Regions from separate parts of the Mus musculus genome. Here region 1 is linked to region 2. The links are chromatin loops, found by intact Hi-C in ENCODE. Cell type or tissue: gastrocnemius. All regions are shown on one strand. Each heading gives the region's core, and the rest is flanking DNA. Links, peaks and the distances in the headings are about the cores only. Region 1 overlaps Gpr180 (G protein-coupled receptor 180). Region 2 holds the start of Mir6391 (microRNA 6391).

What was found. Hi-C counts contacts between places; a loop is a spot of excess contacts. Peaks named below come from ENCODE experiments on the same cell type or tissue, not always from the same donor. Only the 100,000 strongest peaks of a DNase experiment are listed, where the experiment ranks them.
Region 1: it touches region 2 in a loop (10-fold over the local background); 15 of 42 quality-filtered maps call a loop at or near these places.

What each region holds. Positions count from the first base shown.
Region 1 is chr14:118,150,680-118,162,114 of GRCm38, reverse strand. It overlaps Gpr180 (G protein-coupled receptor 180), which reads right to left. Exons shown (of 9, transcript NM_021434.5): 4 at 8,366-8,546; 5 at 8,189-8,238; 6 at 4,061-4,218; 7 at 1,931-2,122; 8 at 481-558. Among named protein-coding and RNA genes, the nearest start is that of Gpr180, 19 kb to the right of the region's middle. In gastrocnemius, for the core only: no CTCF peak of the experiment used is centred there; a DNase peak (open chromatin) is centred at 4,773.
Region 2 is chr14:118,586,497-118,597,931 of GRCm38, reverse strand. It overlaps Abcc4 (ATP-binding cassette, sub-family C (CFTR/MRP), member 4), which reads left to right. Exons shown (of 31, transcript NM_001033336.3): 16 at 298-438; 17 at 756-793; 18 at 1,158-1,252; 19 at 3,024-3,170. It overlaps Mir6391 (microRNA 6391), which reads left to right and starts at 5,460; the gene lies at 5,460-5,563. In gastrocnemius, for the core only: a CTCF peak has its summit at 6,229 (motif pointing right); DNase peaks (open chromatin) are centred at 6,236 and 8,096; H3K4me3 peaks cover 1,978 bases; H3K27ac peaks cover 512 bases.

The DNA of each region.
Region 1 (11,435 bases), core at 1,383-9,382, 440 kb after region 2:
TGTTAGAGCAATGTGACTTCTCTATCTTGGCTGTTACAAGTAGAGTAAACAACTGCAATCATTGTTTTAAAAAAATCCATTACATGTCCTCTAATTTCATTCATAAAGCATGATTCTGAAACTGCTATGACTCATAAAGCTCTTTCTAGGCTGGGTGTGCTAGCATGTGCTTGTAATCTCACACGTGAAAGGCAGAGGCAGGAGGATCATTGCACCACATTTGAGGCCCAAGGCGATGTAGTCTGATCCTGTTTCAAAAGCAAACAGACCAACAAAAAAACTTCTTTCTAACATTTTGCTTGTAAACTAATTTTCAAGCTCTTTTTCAATGTTTATAACTTCTAATTTATGGATTCAATAATGTTAATATTTTTTAAAGCATTTTAAAGAACTCAAGAAACTTCTGAAAGGCTAAGTTGGCACCTCCTACTTAAACGGGTTGTAAATGCTCACAACCGCGTTCCTGCCACCACAACTGACCTTATCTCTTTGGTAGTCATTAAAAGCGACAGCAATGCATGCGAGCGCTGGCTGGCACAAGAACCACAGGATGCAGCCCTGGAAGAAACACACAAGGTAAGAACCGCGTCCCTTAGAAGGCATCAGATTAAAGACAAACCCCAAACCCAGCCGGCCATGGTGGCGCACTGCAGATCTGACGGCAGCCGGCGCTACAGAGATCCCGAATCAACTATCAAACAGCAAGGTTACTAATGTACTCGGGGCCTCGAGGAGAGGTGGACCAGTGCTCCTGAGGAGTTGCTATTCTTGCAGAAGACCCATATTTAGTTCCCACCACCCATATGGCAGCTCACAACTTTCTTAATTCTAGTTCCAGGGGATCTAACATGGTGTGTGTGTATGCATACATATACATACACACACACACAAAGGCAGAACACACATATGCATAGAATAAAAACCTTAATGTTCTCTCTTCTAGGTTCTGACTAGCCTCAACTGCACCTCAGAGTAAACTTGAAATAAAATGTAGAAATTTATTTTTGCTCTGACATAAACTCTTTTCCCTAACCAAACTGTTACCTTTTAGAATATCTATGACACTACATTTGCAAATATGTTATAAATGGATACTATTTCTGCAAAAATAAAAGCACAAAGTCATGATGACATGTCCATAGGAACTTTAGCAAGGCGACCCAGGCCTGGCTGGTGGCTCACTTGTTTGAAGGGCATTGCAGAGGAGGCACCAGGCAGGGAAGAGAGGGAGACTTTACATTGTTTCCTAGTCCCTTCCACTGTGTTCCCATGCAGTGTGGCAATGGACCTCCTTTTCAGGTTATAAAGCTTGGGCCCTTTCAAGATTGAGCAGTAAGAGAGACAAGTGCTCAGTGGGTTCCTACTCAGAGCAGGAGAGGGAGATGCAGAGAGGAACTCGCGTGTTTAATTCCCCAGCAGAGAGGCGCTGGGGCTGGCGGCACTGGCTCAGACACTCGGTGAGACCCCAAAGCGCTCCAGAGATGGGCTGGGAGCGAGAATCAAATCCACCCACAGTGTGAGGCGGACGCCCCTGCAGCACATGGGTCAACCCTCGGCTGCACATGCTCTTAGTCAGAAGGACACCTCCTCACGCGTGTTACACAACACTGGAACTCCAACCGTAACAGTTCACACAGTTAATGGATGATGACGAACACTCTTTTTAAAATCCCACAACAGAAAATGAAAGTCAGTACTGATAAGGAAAAAGCTCGATGAGGGAGGGCAAGCGGCCCGCAAACACTGCATGGAAAACATAGTTCCCCGGGCTCTGTAAACGGCTTCACAGCCACTTCACGCAGGTCGGCAGGATTAGCTGGAGGAACACGGGCTCCACACAGTGCTCGGCATGGACAGCATGCAACTCGTTAGTAACTGCCACAGATGGCAGAGAAGCAGAGCATCGGAGCCTCTCCTGCCCAGCCCGTACCTTGGCAAACGTGATGTAGAACTCTCTCTTGAGCGCGCTCCTCTCCACTGTGATGACCTGGTAGAGTCCGCAGCCCAGCGACAGCGCCAGGCAGATCCGTAAGACAATCAGCAAGAGCCCGGCTAAGCTGCGGTGTGAATGTGCGCTGTGGTGACTGGTGTCTTCAAACTGCTCCCAGAGTAGCAAAATGCTCTGTAAAGAATAATAATAATTAGATAAAAACCCAACCTATTTACAATAAAATGTATGTTTTCTTTCTCTCTCTCTTCTCTTTTCTTTTCTCTCCTTCCCTTTCTCTCTCTCTCTCTCTCTTTCTTTCTTGGCAGGGTTTCTCTGTGTAGCCGGCACAGTTACATACCCCACCTTCTTACTGTGACAGTACAAAGTATAGCATGTTTTCTTTACGCTGTTCCATTTAGTGCTGCCCATGTTCCCCCTGTCCCTACTAAACACCAACTGCTTAAACCACTTCATCTTTTTCTAATCATCAAATATACTTTAAGGCTTCCTATGTAAGCTTAGTATTCAAAACTGAGTCTTTAGTCACTTCCAAACACCTTTGGTAAATAAAATTCAATAAATCCAATTCTTTGGCTGGGTATTGTAGCTCATGCATTTAATCCCAGAACTAGGGGGGTGCAGACAGATCTCTGCGCATTTCAGGCCAGCCTGGTCTACATGAGCCTCACCTCAAAACAACAAGAAGAATCCAGCTCTTTGGCCTTCAGGGGTTGTCGTAACCTCTCACTCTCCTCACCCCTGCACACTGTCTAACGCTCACCTCTTTGCTCTCCTCACCCCTGCACACTGTCTAACGCTCACCTCTTTGCTCTCCTCACCCCTGCACACTGTCTAACGCTCACCGGCACAGAATTTTTAATAGACAAGCTACTTTTGCTACTCCACAAAGGAAACTTTCTTCGGGGACATAAAACTTGCAATTCTTGGGGTTCGGGAAATATCTCTGTCCTAGGCAAAGTGCTTGTCTTAAAGTGCGAGGTCGTGAGCGGATACAGAACAACAGATGTAGCGTGATAGCAGTCACGTGTGTCAAGGTGACTGGAGCCACTGGAGAGGAGACTTCAAGAACATAACCGTATTCACATCTAACACAGCGCGTGTTAAACAAAGCTTTCCCTTTTTGTTCTTTGGCAGTTGCACGCATGTACACAGTAACTTGAGCCTTTCACCCCCTTTACAGTCTCTCCTCACCCCACCCCTCCCCCTGAACCCCTTCCTCCTGGTCTCTCCACCCCACCCGTATGGCTTTGATGTTGGGGAGGGGGAGCACTAGTCAGGGTTGCTTACATGGCGAGGAGACCACGGACAGCTTGTCAATGGCTACACCTCCTCCTCCAGCAACCATTAACCGTCAATACCAGTAAAGAGCAAGTTCTATGCCCACAACCCATAATAACAAAAGCTGCCTGTGATCTTATACACGCAAAGAAGCGCGCGCGCACACACACACATTCATATACCCTTGCTCATATACTCATGCCTCTCCCACAAACATGCAGCACACACAGACACATACACACACACACACACACACACACACACATATTTAAGAAAACAGAAAAAGTGGGGAATGGCTTTTAGAAAAGCACTACTAAAACTAAACTAAAGACCTAAAAGCACTATTCCTCTCTTAGATTAAATTTTACCCATTTGTTTTTTTAACTACACTTCTAACCTTGAACATTTCAGCAAAGAAGTATGATTATAGAACTTATTTTATACCATACACATGGTTTTTGCCTGCCGACATCAGAAAAAGGTGTCAGATCCTCTGGAACTGGAGTTTAGGTGGCTGTGAGCCAGCATAGGGTGCTGGGAATTGAACCTGGGTCCTCTGGAGGAGCAGCCAGGGCTCTTTACTGTTAAGCTATCTCTCTACACTAAGAAATGCTGACATCCTTTGAAAAATTATTTAAGAAAACAGAAAAAGTGGGGAATGACTTTTAGGAAGCAGTAGAAGTGTATTCCAAGCCTTGCCATCGACACATGCCAGCGCCCGGATTAAGGCGATTATTTCACCTGCAGTTTAACTCCACACTTCCACGGTCCTCCTGGCCCAGGGGCCGCCCTCAGGCACACCTGCGTGCTGGCTGTCATCGGCTCGCTCACCTGTGTGATGACGATGAAGACTGCGATGCCCGTGGACGCGGGTGTCGAGTCCCACTGGAGCGGTCTGCTCTGCGACTTCTTCATCCGCACTATTGTCCAGCCCATACACAGGCTCAGAAGCAGGTACAGCATCTGAATTTGGGAGGCAATGTCAAAAACTAAAGGGAAACGAAAATCATAGTCAATAAAGTTCCACAATCCACAGAATTTGGGACATTTTTCATTGAGATGAGAATGCCCCTTTTTAAATATAAGAAAGGCATTTTTTTTTAATTCTCAAAATAAGTTAAATAAGATTAGTGTGTAATAATTCTAAACATTAACTACTCGGCATAAAGTTTGTAATTGGTTACAAAAATAATGATACATGACTAATACAGACACACACACACACACACACACACACACACACACACATATATATATATACACACACACACACACACACACATACATATTCAACCTTAAAGCTATATATTTCCTTCTCTTATTGCTATGGTCAACTTTGACAAAAATAAACTTTAAATATAATTTTGCAATGTAGAAATATTAGTATCCTTTTTGGGGTTGCTAATGAGGTTTTCTGGATAAGCTGTAATAGGGGAGTACTTTGTAAAACTGTTACTAGGAAACTGAAATTTCACAGCCATCACCACATCTGACATGACAGAGTCCTAGTGACAAATGACGAGCTGCATGGACTAGCGCCACCAGGTGGCCGGCACCTGCACTGCAGGAGAACTCAACTGTAAAAGAATTCCCAATTCACCTGCCGTAGAAGCACACCGCACAGAAACAAACACATTTACCTTGAATGTAAGTTGCTTGCTTACAATACAAGGTATTCTTTTTCTATTATAGTGTATTTTAAAATCACAGTTTAATAAACTGCCACCCATACAGTTTATACTTTTACTGCGTCGAAGTAAGAGAGATTCCTTGTACAAAGAAAAACTGCTGGGGTGTAATGTTTGTTTTTGAGCTGCACATCAAAAATCTGCACATGTCACGTGGACGGACGTCCTCCTGCTCTGTCATCTACATGAACAGGCTACCGCACATGCACACTGTGACACACTCTCTTCGGGGCACGGCACAGGCCTTGCGCTGCCTCCCTGAACTCTCAGCAGCTCTGGTTACAGGAGAACTGCACAAGACTAAGCCCCCTAACTTCCCTCCATGGTGGGTGAGGAGGGGCTCACACTGCCCACTCTGTCCTGAGAGTGTACAGTTACGGCTGCTGGGAGTGGGGGCATTTTCCTCAGTGGCATAGCTGCTTGTAGGCTGCTCATGTTAGCCCAGGTTATCCTAACTAGACTCACTGCTCACCAACCCAGACTTGTAGGCTGCTCATGTTAGCCCAGGTTATCCTAACTAGACTCACTGCTCACCAACCCAGACTTGGGTGGAACTGCTTTCCTGTGTTGCTTGTGTCTGTCTGTCGGGGGTGAACAGATGTCTGCAGTCTCCACAGGGAAAGTTTACGAATGTATGCTTATGTATGTACGGCGGCAGATGCACATAATGAGTTGTTACTACACTTGAGTGACATAGACTGTCAGATCAAGCACATTTTTCTTTCACCACAAATGTTTAAGTGTGATGTAAATTAATGTCATTAAACATATCACAGATACAGTCAGCTAACATGGTGAAGACACCGGCTGAAGGAATCCCTCTGTGAGCTTTAAGAAGCGAACACAAACGCCTGGGGGACCCTCATGCTCCAGCTCCTTCCCTTCCACCCCAGGTTGTTCAGTGATGGAGTGCTGTACCCCGTGCTCACTGTGCAGAGTGATGGAGTGCCGTACCCCGTGCTCGCTGTAGAGTGATGGAGTGCCGTACCCCGTGCTCGCTGTACAGTGATGGAGTGCCGTACCCCATGCTCACTGTACAGTGATGGAGTGCCGTACCCCGTGCTCACTGTACAGTGATGGAGTGCCGTACCCCATGCTCGCTGTACAGTGATGGAGTGCCGTACCCCATGCTCACTGTACAGTGATGGAGTGCCGTACCCCGTGCTCACTGTACAGTGATGGAGTGCCGTACCCCGTGCTCACTGTACAGTGATGGAGTGTCGTACCCCGTGCTCACTGTACAGTGATGGAGTGCCGTACCCCATGCTCACTGTACAGTGATGGAGTGCCGTACCCCGTGCTCACTGTACAGTGATGGAGTGCCGTACCCCGTGCTCACTGTACAGTGATGGAGTGCCGTACCCCGTGCTCACTGTACAGTGATGGAGTGCTGTACCCCGTGCTCACTGTACAGTGATGGAGTGCTGTACCCCGTGCTCACTGTGCAGAGTGATGGAGTGCTGTAACCCGTTACCCCAGGTTGTACAGTGATGGGAGTGCTAACCTGTGCTCACTGTGGCTGAACATAGCTGCCTGCTATTTTATCTATAAATGTATTTATATTTTATAAATGTGTACTATATATTAATGAAGATAATATTCATAGACACAGATCACACACTGCTTTTTTTTTTTGCTTTGGTTTTTCGAGACAGGGTTTCTCTGTGTAGCCCTGGCTGTCCTGGAACTCACTCTGTAGACCAGGCTGGCCTCGAACTCAGAAATCCACCTGCCTCTGCGTCCCAAGTGCGCCACCAGCACCCGGCCACAACTGCTTTCTTAACCACTTACACAGCCAACTGTTTGCTGGAAGAATTACCAATCCTTAGCAACATCAGCTCACTAAAGTTGAAAACAACAGCTACTGCAGAGAGCAAGGTGGGGCCCACGCCACAGTCACACACACCTAACCCAAGGACTCCAGCCAGGGTTAGGAGTGAGTCTGAGGGCAGCCTACGGTACCCAACAAGCTCAAGGACAGTCACAAAATAGACCCCACCCTCCAATGCCAAGGAATATAGCTTGGAGGTAGAGCCCTTGCTGCAGACAAAAGCCTTTCCATGCCCAGACCTGACAGGAACACAGTCAGGCACCCAGCGCTTCCTCAGTAAGTCCTCACTGACCCTTGGTTTTGAGAGGTTTCTGCTAAGGTCTGTGGTGTGCACCCTGCCTCTCCAGATGTCAGTCTCCCCAGCTGCCTAAGCCATCTCTGCAGCTCTGGCCTGCACGATCCCACTGAAATGCCCATGCATTTGCAAAAGAAAGAGGGAAGCCAAGGTCTAGACGGTGTTCACTAAGGACAACTGCCTCGTGTTCATGTCACACGGTAACAAAAGGCTCCTCAAGTTCCGTAATAACCATGGGTGATGAGACCGAGCGGGGGGGGGGGGGGGGCTGAGGAGATGAGTGAGCCCTGTGGAGAGACCGCCTGCCACAGCACTGGCGAGACTCCAGGAACTGCAGGAAGACGGGACAGGTGATCTAACATGGCTCCAGAGCCCAAACCTTAGTTTCTGAGCATAAAGAACCGCACAAGACCTGACTTCACTCTCAAGTTCTTTTTAAAATGTCATGATTATAAGACCTCTAAGCATTTTTAAAATTACTTACTAAGAGTATCTCTTATAAAAGAAAGAACAAAGAGGTGAGGTCAGCTTAATTGTAAGTACACTAGCCTTGGATCAGAAACAGAGAAAGTCGGTCTACGAGAAAAGAGAATTACAACATTACAACAGAGAGAATCCTGTGCGATGCGACTGGAAAGCTGGGCTCTGACGCTCACAAGCTGACTGACCTGTGGAGTATACACTGAGCAGCTCTGAGCACCAACTCTGCAAAACACGGATTACCAAAGCAGACCTACCCTTTACTGAGGATAAACTGAGGGAGTGTCTGTGGATAATAAACAATGAAGAAGTAAGATCAAACACGATCTGAGAACTAAATCTATAGTCTATATTCCAGTTAAGCTTAGTTCTAGATAAACTGAAGCAGAAAACTACACTACAGCAAAAATAATAATTTCATCGTCACCACCACCATCATCATAATCATTACCAACAGCATCATCACCATCACCGTCATCATACTCCACATTGCTGGAGATTAAACCCAGGTCCGCATTCAATGCTAGGCAAGTACTCTACTACCGAGCTACAACACCAGCTGAAGATAAAGGTTTGTTTGTTTGTTTGATTGACTGATTTTTTTTTTAAGAAGAAAAACAAGATGGCAAATCTATCTTTGAAAGCATGCTCAGAAACCTACTCACCTTCTGCCAGGCTTCCTATGAGAGGCACTCCTAGCCCATCTCTGGAGTACCTGAGTAGTTGCAGAGCAGAGCGTCAGTGTAAATTACCAGTGTGAGAAATGCTCACAATCAAAGCTAGCATGCCTGCGGACTACTTAGGGTGAACTGGCTGTGTGATGAGCACTGGGGCTGGCTTACCTGGACAAGTGGATGTAATTAGCTAAGGCTGAAGCAGCTTGAAGCAGCAGTGCAGTGGTGAGGACCTTTAAGATGGTGTGCATGGGTCCTCCCTTCTTCATAGCCTGCCACAGAGACTGCGCATAGATGCACGCAGTCACAAAGTACACTAGGACGAGGAGGAAAAAGAACTCGTGGAGCCCTGGAAGAGAAGAGAGGGGGCTGGCTTCAGTAAAACAGGACAGCGTCAGGCGGCTTTCCCGTCTGCTTCTCCTTCTCCTCTAGTGCTTGAACACATTTGCTATGTAAGGAAGAGAGATGGGAATTACTAACTGTCCCCTTCCCCATGCGCACGCCTTGGGTCCAAGCTTGATCTATAAGAAGGCACTTAAAACAACCTAGGTAAAGTCAGCCCGTGAAACAACAAAATCCCTCAAGGCAGGACGAAGACTCACGGGATAATCAAAAGTGTTTCACGTGAAAGCAGCCAGCTGTGGCTTCAATGTTCAGTGAGACACCTCGTAAGCTCAGGGTGCACGGCTGTCCCGAGAACGCCAGCAACATTTATTGTCACCAGTAGTTTAACCTTGACTTCCATTTTGGCAAAGAACCTTGACAACAAACAATTAGCCACCAATCCAAATAGCCAAGAACAAAGTTAGATGAGCCATACTGCCCCTCAGAAGTCAAATGGCTGCACACAGAAGGTGGGCTTTGAGAGCTGCAGCTGGGACCTAGACCAGGCCAGAGTCACACAGCAGTGATGACGTCTGAGTGGGCAGAGGCTATGAGCAAAGGAGACTGTTGGCATAGGTAAGAACCGAGTAAGAATGCAGCAGAAGACGCCATGATGTGCCCTCTGCCACTGGTCTCCTGGAGTGCCCACGGGACCTTACAATAAGCAGACTGGGACTTGAGTTTTCATCTGTGAAATTTCAAAAAAAAAAAAAATTCTAATACACTTCAAGTTAGAAGCTTGGGAATTTCATAGTTTTGAGTTTAAGGAATTAAGTTAGTCTTTCTTTTCAAGCCAAGGGAGACTGGTACCAGGAAGCCCTTAGACATCAGAACTCCTTTAAATAAAATGCATGGTATTTATGTATAAAATCCAATGCATATCTGCTATACAACTCCAAACCATCTGCAGATGATCTTCAATCCCCAGTACAGTATAAATGCTGTATAAACAGGTATTATACCATGTTGTGTGCCGTGTGCCGTGTGCTGAGTACTGACCACTTTTCACACGATACTGTTCCTCTGTGGCTGCTGCACCCACGGACGTACACTCTGCTGAATTCACAGGAGTCCTAAGAGCAGGGCTGTTACCCTACACTGAACACCAGGGTGCAATGAGGGCGAGCACACAGGGCTCTCGACCAGGTCTGTGCATGGAGCTGCACTCGCTCCCACCCCAGTGAGAATCCTGAGACTGCTCTAGCTTCCCATTTGGGGTAAATGCCAGTTAATGAAGAAAAGACTTTTATTATCCAAAAAGTCATTTTGGAAAAGCAAACCAGGAAACAGATATCCCAGAAAAAAAGGCTCAAACTCCTCATGTTGGGTCCACCAGCAAGAGATCCAAAATCAGCAAGAAGTTCTCTTACCACTGGGTGTCTCTCCTGCTCTACCACACACGTGATGAGCTCATAGTTTCAGTGCAGTGAAGAAGCTGAGATAGCTGAGATAGCTGGGGTAGCTGGGGTAGCTGAGGTAGCTGAGTTAGCTGAGTTAGCTGGGTTAGCTGGGGTAGCTGAGGTAGCTGGGTTAGCTGAGTTAGCTGGGTTAGCTGGGGTAGCTGAGTTAGCTGGGGTAGCTGGGGTAGCTGGAGTAGCTGAGTTAGCTGGGTTAGCTGGGGTAGCTGAGGTAGCTGGAGTAGCTGGGGTAGCGGGGTAGCTGGCAGGAGACAGGCTGCACGTAGAACAGCGGCACTATGACCCTGAGCTGATTACTGGAACAAGGCAGGAAGCGCAGATGCTTCCAATGTTAGCAGCTGTGGGTCAGCCAAATTCCTGACACCTCCCTGTCTTCATTTTTGTTTCTTATTTTTCCTTCTTCATATTAAACAATTCCACAAAGCATCTACTGAAAGTTATTTATTTGTAATACTCTGTAAAGTACCCATTACAGGATCAGAGTTTACTACTCATTATATAACAGATTATGAAAACTGTGACTATTTACGAAAAAAATCAAAATATAAGGACAAAAGGACATTATTCAGTGGTAAATATATCTCCCAGAAAAAGCTAAGATAACAAAGAGAGAAAAATATGATTGGATTAACACATTAAAAACCTATGACTCAAACTTTTAACGAACTCTTGGATGAGGAAGCCTTCCCCGAGCCCGTCCATAAAACACTCTAAAGATAGCAACGCTGGCTGTGTACTCTGGGCATTAGTATTGCTTTTCCTTTTAAGCAGCTCATCTCTAAGCCACGTCTGTCTCTCTTCAGCTGTGGATTTTACTTTTGCTCTACCTCTAGCAGTCACAAGAAGGCAATTTGTGTTGTTCACACTGGAATTCAAATCTAATTTTACAACAGGTGGGTAACTAGGTCAGTCCACTTAAAGAAGACTCTTAGAGGAACACGTAGCAGATGGTGAACACTTACAAGAAAATGTGGAGATTATAAAGCAAGCCTTAAAGACGCTTTGATGAGACTGAGTAGGGAATGCTTAGAGAATGGCTGCAGTGCCTCAGCCTCACCTGAGCGAGCGAGCGAGGGACGCTGGATACAGCACCATCCTGTCCAGCCCAACTCGTCTCAGAGCACCGTCTTCCCACCCTCACGCACGACCTCAAACCATCTGATGATCTGCCTACCCTCACGTTTTCCAACACTGAGAAGGAGGGTGCTAACAAGCGCAGGCGAGCGAGCCTGGTCAGGCCACAGACGCCCAGTGAGAGCTTCATCTTGGAGAACAAGCCATAGAACTTTTCCTTAAGCTACTTGCTGACTATCTCACCACGTGCACAGCGAGTCTTTCTGCTCCGCTGAGCCCTCGGCTGCTCACTTTCACCAGCACTAAGCTGGACCAGGTAACTTTGGAACAGAGGGGAACCGGGAAAGCATAAAGGCATGAAT
Region 2 (11,435 bases), core at 1,553-9,552:
GCCCACATCCCCAGTCTCCACACCTTGGATGATCCCGGCATAAATGGATGTGTTATCCTCCCTCTCTTGTAGATGTTTCCACTCGGCTGCTCCGCTTGGCTAGCAGTTTGAGCCATTCGGTCATTCTTGGTGTCTTCGGTGTTGCCTTTGAGCTTACAGCCTTTTGTGGGTTAAGTGTGCGCCCTACCGCCGATCTGTTCTCCCACGCTGGCCTGCTTTCCTGCTGCATTGCCTGCAGTCACCATTCGGAGGCTTTTGTGCTTCCCTTTCGCTTACAGCCCCTCTTACCTTCCGCAGGCAGAGAACACGCAGGCAGTGCAACCCGAGGAGAGCCGTTCGGAAGGGAGAATCGGCTTCAAGGCCTACAAGAATTACTTCTCGGCGGGCGCATCCTGGTTCTTCATCATTTTCCTTGTGCTGCTTAACATGGTGGGCCAGGTACATCATGACACCTGTGCCCTCTCAGGATATTCACACATGGGTTTACAGTGGGGTGTGCTGTGTGGCAGGGAGCAGCCAGAGTGTTGCTAACCGCAGTCGAGAATTGTATAGAAGAAAAAAAGTGGGGTTACCTTGTAAGAGCTTAGAGGTAACACCTTGTCTGGGAAGTTGGCCTTGGCACAGCCTGAGCCAGCTGACCATCCTAATGAACGCTCTGGGACCCTCCTCTCCGTCCCACGTCTTCAGCCATTTTGAGTTTCGAGTTTGGAAGTCACGCAAGTCTTGCCAACGCTGTGTCTCGCTTCCCTCCGCAGGTTTTCTATGTTCTTCAGGACTGGTGGCTTTCCCACTGGTAAGTTCTTCTGGTCAGAATTAAAGGCTCTACGATCTATAGGTAGTAGCTTCATTTTCCCATAGGTTTTAGGAAGAGGTGGGATCTGTTAGGCCTTCTATTCTAACCTTCGTCCCTTGAAGAGGAAAAGTGACGGCTTGCTGGTGGGGTGTGACCCACACCACTCTTTATCCATATCTGGTCACCACCTGCACCTTGAGAACTGAACGTCAGGGGTCAAAGTTTGAAGGGCAGCCGCAGAAAGCGTTGTGTGAGCTGAGAATTGCTTTCTGGCACAAGGCCTTTCTCCTAAGCTTAGGTTCCTTTTGTTTTTACCTAAATCCATACCTTAGTAATTTTTTTCCCTCCCATGTTCCACCCATAGGGCGAACAAGCAAGGTGCACTGAACAACACCAGAAATGCGAATGGAAATATAACGGAGACCCTAGACCTCAGCTGGTACTTAGGAATTTACGCAGGTAACGTTTAGCCATTTGATCTGTTATCTGAGGGCCTGAGGTGCTTACGATGGGCCTGTGTGAGTAACCAGAGCTCCTAGGAGTAATTCAGTAATGTCTTAGCAGATTAGGAGACTCCGTCGCATTTACTCTGTGAATTAATTAGAATAATTTTTTTTTTTAAATCTACCCGGAGAAAGAGGTTGAATGAAGACTCTTAATTTGCTCTGTACTGGATTTTGAAAGTTAAACTAGGATTGAGCGTTCAGAAAACCAACCACTGGAAATATGTGACTATTGTCTATTCTAATAGGTCGCTTTAGCTAAATCTTATATCATTATATGAATGGGCAGGGGGATTAGAAACGGATCCCCACCCTGTGGCTTGGATTGTTCCAATTCTGACTGAATAAGCCCAGGCCTTTATTGAACTTGGATGGAATCCTCTGGCAGCAAGGCCCCCCAAATAAAATCATTATCCCCTCACAGGTATGCAAAGCTCCCTACAGCACACTGCTCATCTCTCGGGCTTCACTAATTACCGAAGAGGGAAGCTAAGCAGGGAGAGGCCCAGTGTGCAGGAATTAAAACTCCTTCTCTTTCCTACCTTGAGACCAACAATGTTATCACGTCTCCGACTGTGTGATTCATTTAACATTTGGTTTGCCCGACTAATATTAACACCCCACTCTGTTTTCACAAGAGTGCTTGGAAAAAGTATAGAGTTAGTTTTCAAAAGAAAATCCTCATCTAAAATTTCAAGTGTTCCCACGGGAGACAGGCTTTCCTTGGCTTGCACGAATTACCGCTGTTAGAAGCCATTCACCCAGGTTTAGAACTTACTTTGTTGACGTCTCCCTAAGAAACCTAAATCCACTGACTGGTTACCGTCCCTACCGGCAGACTGTGCGAACCCTAAAGGGAAATAGATCCATTATCTATTCAAGTAGCCTGGGCGGCCAAGGAAAACGCAGCTGTATGGAGTTTTAGAATTAAGTAGCTCCAGGGGTTAATGCTGCTTCATTAGAAGGCAACATGTTTACCACATCAGCTCTTCCCGGTCTTTGTAGCAGTGTGAGCTACAAGCTAATGGAAACTAGGGAAGCAGAGTTAGGGGGTAGCTCAGGATAGAATGCTTGCCTCCTGTGTGTAGCATGACACAGCACACCATGCCTCTCCACTTCCTATCCGTGCAGAATGGTTCAAGAATGCCTTAATGCAACACAGAGTTTGAACACTGCTCATTTAAACTGTGATATGTTTCCATGAGACATGCATTGAGTGACTAGTTTACTATTTAGTTATCTTATGTTAAAACATGATTTGTATGTTCTCACAATTCAACCGTTTCAAAGTTTTCCTGTGTGTAAGCCAATGTGATATTTTCAAATTCTTTAAAGCCACTCAGGGGGTTTACTACAAGGAGGGTTTACCGGTCTGACCCTCTTCCCGGGGAGCACCACATGATGGTATCAGAACCCACCACAGTGCTAGATTGGGGGACTTGTAAATACCAGCTGGGATATGCAGGCAGAAATCTTTCCTCTGAGTGCTTAGTAGGACATGCAATTTGTTTTTAAAGCCTGTAGTTTATACTTTATCTGCACATAGGTATTTTCTATTCAGTAAGAAAAAAAACCACTTAGTTTTTGTCAGTGTGTCTCATAAATGTGCATCGTCTTTATGTAGAACCTAGATGTTTATGGGGAAGATCAGAGATATTTTTATAAACTGTCGGGTTGTAGAAGGAAGTGTGTCATTTCCTCAGGATCCTGGCTTTCCTTTATTTCAGGTCTAACTGCGGTCACCGTCCTTTTTGGCATAGCGAGATCCCTACTGGTGTTCTATATCCTTGTGAACGCTTCCCAGACTTTGCACAACAGGATGTTTGAGTCCATACTGAAGGCTCCCGTGTTGTTCTTCGACAGAAATCCAATCGGTAAGTCAGCCGCCGAGCTCCCCAGTAAATGTGTCTTGTTAAGGCGTGTACTCACGCAACGAGGGTCTGATGGCATTCTGGTCTTTGAGAAAGGAGGAAGTCCCTCTGCGTGTCTGCCCATTCTCTACAGTAAGCTTCCCCAATACTTCTCTCCTCCAATAGCAAATCTACATATCAGCTGCATGGACTTATCTCGGTGTGTGTGTGTGGGGGGGGGCACAGCACACGGGCACTCAGTTTGCACAGTGAGTTGTGAATCCAGTTGTCACTCGGCTCCCAGAGCCCCCCACATAACTTGCGGACAGAGTGTAGTCGCACAGTTTCTAAGACACCTACTGCATGTACACAACATTGGCCTGTACCCCCTTTTAAAGAGTCTCACTAGAAGGACCGCCCTCTGAGCCGGAAATGAGGGGCTGTGTGCTTGCTTCTTGTCTTGGGGGCGACCATTCCTTTCGTGAACTGTGCGGACTTCGACCTGACTGATAATGAAGATAAGTCTAAAACCCCCAAAGTGTGATCACCCCTTAGTAAATTTTATTTTATCTTGTTTATTTTGATATAACATAAATATATTCGTTATTTGGTATTTTTAGGTAGTATCTTGCTACTGTAGCCCTGGGCAGACTGGAAGTCACTATGTAGCCCAGGCTGACCCTGAACTGATGAAGCCCTGGGCAGACTGGAAGTCACTATGTAGCCCAGGCTGACCCTGAACTGATGAAGCCCTGGGCAGCCTGGAAGTCACTATGTAGCCCAGGCTGACCCTGAACTGATGACAACTCTCTTGTCTTTTCCTCACAAGTACTGAGACGCTGGCATGCACCACAACATTCGTTTTAACACTGTCTTAAAAATGAACAGCAACCCCCACTTTCCTTCTCCATAACCTTAAACTCTGTGGCTTATAAGTACGCGTTTGTTGCGTGACATCATGCCTTTGCATGAACGGATAGCGGCCCCCATGATGGTCCTCTGACCCATTTGCTTCTGCAGGAAGCTCCTTGGTCCAAGTTCCTAGAAAGCGTTAGTCATCCTCACAGACCGTGGTCACCTGGGGGTCAGAGGTGGGGCTCGGGCAGCTTTGTTTATGCAGGTGGAAATCAATGGGACCTGTCACGGAGGACTGTGGTAACACAGCCGCCATTAAGGAGCTGCTGGATCAAGAGCAGAGCATTTGCATAGTGTCAGGTGAGCAATTTTTGAAGTAGGATGTGTTGGTGGGAAGTACAGACCCTGGTGCCTGTGGCTGTCTTGGCTCCCTGTGAGAATCACTGGTTAAGGCTGTGGCAGTGCTCATAGGCCGGGTACTCAATGTCCCCGCACCTTGGCATTCACATACGTGAAATGGGGACACTGTCTGTATCTATCATATTTAAAACTAAGACTTAAGCAGGTGAGAGATTTTCAGTGCTCCAAGTGGCTTCAGCCCCACTGTCGGTTCCCAGCGACTGAGAACAGTGACTGGAAGTTCACCGGAAGTGCAGTGTTCTTGCCCGTAGGGTGGAATTCCGACCTTTCCTGTTTTACGTGATTGTTGTGAACCACAGTTGTCACACGCGGTCGGGCTGGGGCTGTGGTCAGAAGTTAGCTGGAGGATTTGCTGCTGTGATCGATGTCGCTGCTCGGCTTAGACCTGAGAGTTATACTTCCACCCGGAACGCTCAGCAGGCAGTGCTCTTCTGTTGTGACTCTGCTCCCGGTCCTACTAACCAGGTGCTTCATGTTCGAGAATCGTAAGCTTTTCCTTGTACCAATTTTCTTATTTATTGAGGGGTTTAGGGCCCAGTCTAAATCCTGGGTAACTAATTTTATGTCAAGTCAGAAGGATTCATTTGGCTTCTCTGTCCTGAGTCTATGAGCAGGATTTTTTTCCTTCAATGAAAACAGAGCCCTAATGAACCCCAAACATAGTCCTTACATGACAGAAATGTAAACACGAATTGTTTACCTCTTTTAGTGGAGTATTTAAAATAAAATACATTTTAAAACTTTTTAAGACTTACGTTTTCATATGAGCAAAATTCTGCACATTTTAAAATGGTGAAGAGACACAGCCTATGGATTATGCTATCTATAGTCTATCTATACCATTAATTATTTATGTACTGCAGCGGTTTATGTAACAAGAATGGGTACAGAAGCATCCTGTTGTGTCATGCCGTCTCGGCTACGCAGCGTGTTGGCTGAGCAATGTAAAGACACAAGCAACGTGTCTTTAGAAGGTGTTGCTTCACAGACAGCTCCCAGGAGCCCCTGAGGTCAGCTGCAGTGCCTCGTCATCTCTGCATCTGGGCATCCTCCCAGAGTCTAGATAATGTGAGGGAACTAGGAAGATGCTTGCCAGCATCCAGTGTCCAGCAAGTGAGGCACGGGAGGACAATGTTACAGAAACGTGAGGTGAGGCCTCATAGCTTTGCCCCTGCAGAGCCCCTCACCACCTCTGATTCTCAGAGACCATGTGCCGTAATTTAGACGTGTCTTGGTCTTACAGTCATGGGACTTGCCATGCTCCCTACTCAGTACTGCTATCTCGTGGCCCATGTCCTCCAGACCCTCCGCTCTGGTGCTGATCAGTGGGTGACCTTTGCCCTTGTCCAGAGACCCAGGTTTTCCTTGGACGCTGCTCAAAACACTGGCTACCGAGCCTTCACCCCAAGTTCACTGAGTGGTACTTAACGGAGAGAGTGAGTGGGGTCAGACCTGAAGATACAGGTTTCTTCTTTTGGCCCGAGATTGCCAAAAGCCAGGTCTCCCCTTTTCCTCTTGATTTCTTTCCTCTTCCTTCTTCTCAGCGCTCCCCACCCCTCTCCTTTGAGGTGACTTAGAGGTGGCTCTTACATCCATTACAGGGCCTCATATCTCAGCTGCAGCCCTGATCTTCCACACCAACATTTACCTTCCATGTGTAGCACTGCAGTTCAAGAAGATGTTTATAAACAAACTCTGGTCAAGGGTGTTAACGCAAGTAGCAACACCCAGCAGGTTTGCTTTGCCAGGGAGCCTGGACCCGGGAACCTGGAGCCTGGAGCCGGGAACTTCTGACACTGAGCACCAGGGGGCAGCGTGAGCTGCAGAATTGCAGGCGCAGAGCCCAGAGCGCTCACCCAGCGAGACCTGGGATTGCTGTTACAGCCTTCTTGGGAAATTCCCCCTTCCTAGTTTCTGCCTTTGTACCTTGTCAGACTCCACAGAAAATGTTAAAAAGCATTTTCTTTTTTGGCCATTTATTGTGACAGAAACATTAGTCAAACCACCGGCAGCCCTCCTCCCAGCCCCTCCGGGGTGCACAGCCTAATTCAGAAGAGTTTTTTTATTTGTGAAGTCACCTACGAGCCCAGTTTCCCTAAGGTGCATTAAAGAAATCCTTACCTGCTTCTTGGGAACACCTACCATTTCAGAGGACACTCCGATTCCCCACTCAACACTAGACGCAGGAGTAGGCGGAAAGGGTCCTCTCGGCTGGATGTATTTGATTCCTATAGGGTCAGTTCTGACTTAGTGCTGTTTTCCTCTCAAAATATGAGGGTTCGGGGGTGGGGAGGGGAGTGGAGGGGGAGAGAGGTGGGAGAGGAGACGATCACTGAATTTGAGGTTGGTTTCCACGATGTCCGAAGCCACAGTCCTTTTTTTCCATCCAGGCACGCAACATCCCCTTTTGCTTTTGGAAACGGGAGAGTGGCTGGTAGTGGTCCCGTCTTCTGCTGCCCAGTTTTGGTCAGGCGCATGGCTGACAGCATCAACTTCAGGTTCACAGAAATCTACTCATTTGTCAGTCTGCGTGGGAGAAAGAGAGTTGCTGGCGCCGGCTGACGGGCTTGTCTGTTTTCTCTGGGAGACACAGCGTTAATCTTGGGGTGGTGGTCAGTGTGTTTATTCACATGGCCGATTTTTCTGCCATGTGCGTGAGCACTGGTGTGTGCAGCATCACATGATGTTAAACAAAAGTATCAATTCCGAGTCACCATTTTTGGTTGAGTATGTGAGAAATAAAATGCTGGAAAAGAGGGGAAAGAAGTACACTGACTTGTGTTATTTAAACATATATTTATATTATATATGTTTAATGTGAATTATATTAAATTGAGAATGTCACCAATAGTCCTAGACTTTAAGAGAGACTTTCTCTTACCCATCCTAATAAAAAAACTCTAGAGATTGCATAGTGATTAAGATTCTCAGCTCGACTGAGTGGGAAATTGGGCTTGTCGATGACATCACAAACATAAACTATTCTGAATTAGGCTCTGCATCCGGGAGGGGCTGGGAGGAGGGCTGTCAGGGAGGAGGGCTGTCAGTGGTCTTAATATTTTCCTGGCTCTCCAGCCCAGAAAGAGAGCGTTCAGAATCTGGGGTAAGTTGCTAAAGAACTCCTGAGGAAGTGAGAAGAGAGTTGAAGCCACATGGGAGTGTACCATCAGAAAGGCTGTCTTGCTGCAGCATTGATGAAACCGATTGTCAACACACCTTGTCTTTGCCAGAAAAGCAAGAGAAGAAAGTCCTCAATAGAGAAGAAATCTAATTGCAGGATACCCGTGTGTTTATTCAGTCCCAGTGACCACTGGAGTTAGTGCTAAATGCATATTTTAACAAGTATAATACAGCACTGTCAAAATTACCTTGACAATAATAGGCCTGTTAAATTATAGCTCTATACATGTGGAGGTAAAATGGCTCTGCTTAGCACACATTAATCTATGCCTGTTCACACAAGTGCTTCTGCTGAGCAGGTAGCATGTTTAAACAAGAAATACTGGTCTTAAAACCTCTGATTTATGGTAGGTGTTTTGACACAGCATCATTCAGGCGATTTACAAGGCACGGCTTCGTGTTAAAATATCTCACCGGAGTCATCATTTGGCACCGACATAAATATTCAGCGGTGGTGCTGGAAACGGGTGAGATGCCCGTTTGTGCCAGATCATCCCCTGTGTTTCCTTTCAAGTGAGATCTGCCGTGGATACAGCTACAAGAGATGACAGTTTCCCTTCCTTGAGAGCGGATGAGCTGTAAGAAGTTGAAAATAAGAATAACGGCGTCTTGACAGCTGCCGTGGACTCATCCTGCCCACGTTGGCTTTAATTCTGGCATAAGGCCCATGGGTTAAAAAAAAAAAAAGAAAAAAGAAAAAAGAAACCAAACAACCCCTTTCCTTGCTTTATGCACATTGTAAAGAATATATTTACATGTACATGAGTTAAGTAAAGAGACCTTTTCTGTTCAAAGGAAGAACTTAGTCATCGGCAGAAAAGCTTTGTTGCAAAACAAAAACACACATTCCCTGTCTCCTTTTTTCCTTGTTAATAATAACAAACGTGAGCGAGTACAGAAGGGTTACATAAAAGATCGCGTTAATCATCGTGATCCTCAATAGCCACGTAAATATTATGTTTTCTGGTTTGAATTGAAATAGCTAATGGTTTGAAGTAGGTGTGGCAATTAATTCCTGTCAAGTTGTCACGTATTAAAAATAATGTTTTTTTTCCACATAACAATGGTTATATGTACTTAAACTCTTATGGGGGGGTGATATTAAGTGATATTTTATGGGCGTTGCCCATTTACTGCTAATAGCATAATAAAAGCCTTTGTTATAAGTTTAAATAGTTACATAGTTACATACATCTGATTGCGGTTGTTATTTAATCAGTGATCTCTCTAACTGACATGATTATAGTACTTTTCTACAGCTGGTACACATTACACTGTTTTAGTGTACGGTTTTAAACCTGCTAAAATGTTCCTATTGCTCTTTATTTGTGGATTTTCTCCATGATAAATTGGGCATGGAAATACTAGCAGGTGAGTATCACACACACACACACACACACACACACACACACACACACACACACACAGAGAGAGAGACAGAGACAGAGACAGAGAGAGAGAGAGAACGAGCTAGCTTTGTGTTCACAGTTGTCAAATAGAACATTTAGAACATAAGATTTGGGGAGCTGCTAACTTGTTCAAAATGATGATCATGTTGTATTACAGAAAGTTAAAAGGATGACATTTTGCTTAATTATTTCAAATTATTTTCCACTAAGGCATATATTAAATATTACATGCATATTTATATTTCATCCTTGTCCACTCTATCATAAATGTTACTCATTTTGCAATGAACAAAACTCGGGGGAAAAATCTCAATATTGGCATCATTGAGCCTGTGACATTTTATCTCACATAAAGTATATATATATTTTTTTGGTCTTCTATCCAGTTTATCATAGTTCTTGTTAGAATGATAGTTATTCTTTATAGTATTTAGTATGTGAGTTAATGCTAGCCTTGTGAATGTCTTCTGTGAAGGCGGATAGTTCTATGCCTACGATGTTAAGTGTGTCATCTACTGTGAGCCATCCAGTGATTTGGGATCTGTGCTGTTTGAGTTTCCAGCTCATTTAGAGCTCGGCATGTGTGCATTCCTTGGCCATTGCCTTCTGGGATTGAAGGTGCAAGGTCCTACAGTGTTGTATTTTGAAAGATTTCTCCCCAATGCTAGTTCTAGAGCCAGAAGTGCTTCGAGCAAAAATTATATTGAGGAATGTTCATAATGTAAGTTCCGCTTTTGTGCAACATTTCCAGAGAAAATGGGTTGGAGTTCTGTACCAAGTTCATCATGAATAAATATTGAAGCTAGGGGTAGTCTGGCTGGAATAAAGCATAGTATGGGGTATTGTGTGGAAGTCAGTAAGGACTAGAATTCTGTTTGCTTGCTTTTTTTTTATAGTTAAAAATCCATGTCTTGTGTTAGCTTTGTGCTTCCTGCTGTCTTCAAACGTACCTGTTATTTCATCACCACATTTCCCTGACTCAAGATCGGGCACTTTGTACTTGATGAGTAAACGCATATTGGTTTGATAGAGCAGGCGAAAGCTTTGTAGGTGCAGTCTCATCTCCCCAAACTACGCCCAGGGAGAACAATGGAGATTGATGGTCATTAGGATATGACCGCAGCCTTTTGTTTTATAGTTAGCGCATGTATGGAATCAAGCTCTGCTTTCCTGAGAGCAGCTGACAAGAGATCACAGATAGATCACTCTAGACCGAGTCCACAGAGTGGGAGGGCCCGGATGGAAAAGCCAACACTGGTTCCTCAGAAGCTGTGATTCATAATCTATGATTCTGGCCCCTAGATGTTTACCAACTGAGGAGAGGAAAGGTCAAACACCCAATAAAGTTCGTGAAAGGGGACTTTTAGCCTTCCCATAACTTGGGGTTTGGGTTGCTTTCATAGTTGTGTTTTATAAACTGTGTGGCCCAACGAAACAGGTGAAAACGCATCTGTTTTAAGACTTGGGCCGAGTAGAGGGTGGGAGGTTAAGGCAGACTGAGGTTCTCTGCTCTTATCTGGAGGGGCCACAGACCAGTGATTGATTGCTTCAGTCCCCCGGCCTCGGCCTCCAACAAGTAAGCAGAGGAGTTTCTTTTCTCCTCAGGCATCTGTTGGTTATCTTCTATGGACCTCTATTAAATCTCATCTTCACAAGCATAAGCCTAAATAGCCCTAGACAACAAATTATTTTTTAAAAAACATAAAAATAACCCAGACACTGTTCTTTGATTCGGCATAGTACTGACACAATTGGAAATTTCCAGTTGTGGGTGGAGCTCTAGATTCACACAGGCCCCTAACTCATTCCCATCCATGGCCTCAGAGTGGATCTCTTCAGCATCTGTGACATCAGTGACTGGCTCTGATGTCATGAGGTTTCCAAAAGTTCTTCTCCTGGTACTTCAGGGTGAATTGTTTTCAAACTGGAACCATGCTGGTGGGAGGATGGAGTTTGGAGACTTGAGTACATGATTCTGTATTTAAGATCACAATTATTGAGTTATAGCAGACTCAGAAGGCTCTACTCTGACCCAGACACTTTCCTGATCCACCAGAGAAGTCAACATGCAACAGCTTAAACCAGGAACCGGGCAGGGGCGTCCCTTTATGAAGACTTGTGTGCACTCTATGCCTTCTAGAAGTCTCAACAGGAAATAGAATACAAGCAATGATATTTTCCTCTCTTAGTAATATTATCTTGCAATCAGCCATAATCCATTGAGTATTCTCATTCTTGGAAACCAGGATTAATCTTTGAGGGGAAAAATCCCCCTCTTTAAGTAGAAGCCCTTTAATATCTAGAAGAAAAACTTGACAAGCTTCAAAGTGCATTTTGAGTGGAAGTTTATTAAAATGCTGTGGTTGTGTAGAAAGCTATCGCACAATCAAGTTCTCCGGTCTGGAAATTCTTTTGCTTTCATTTC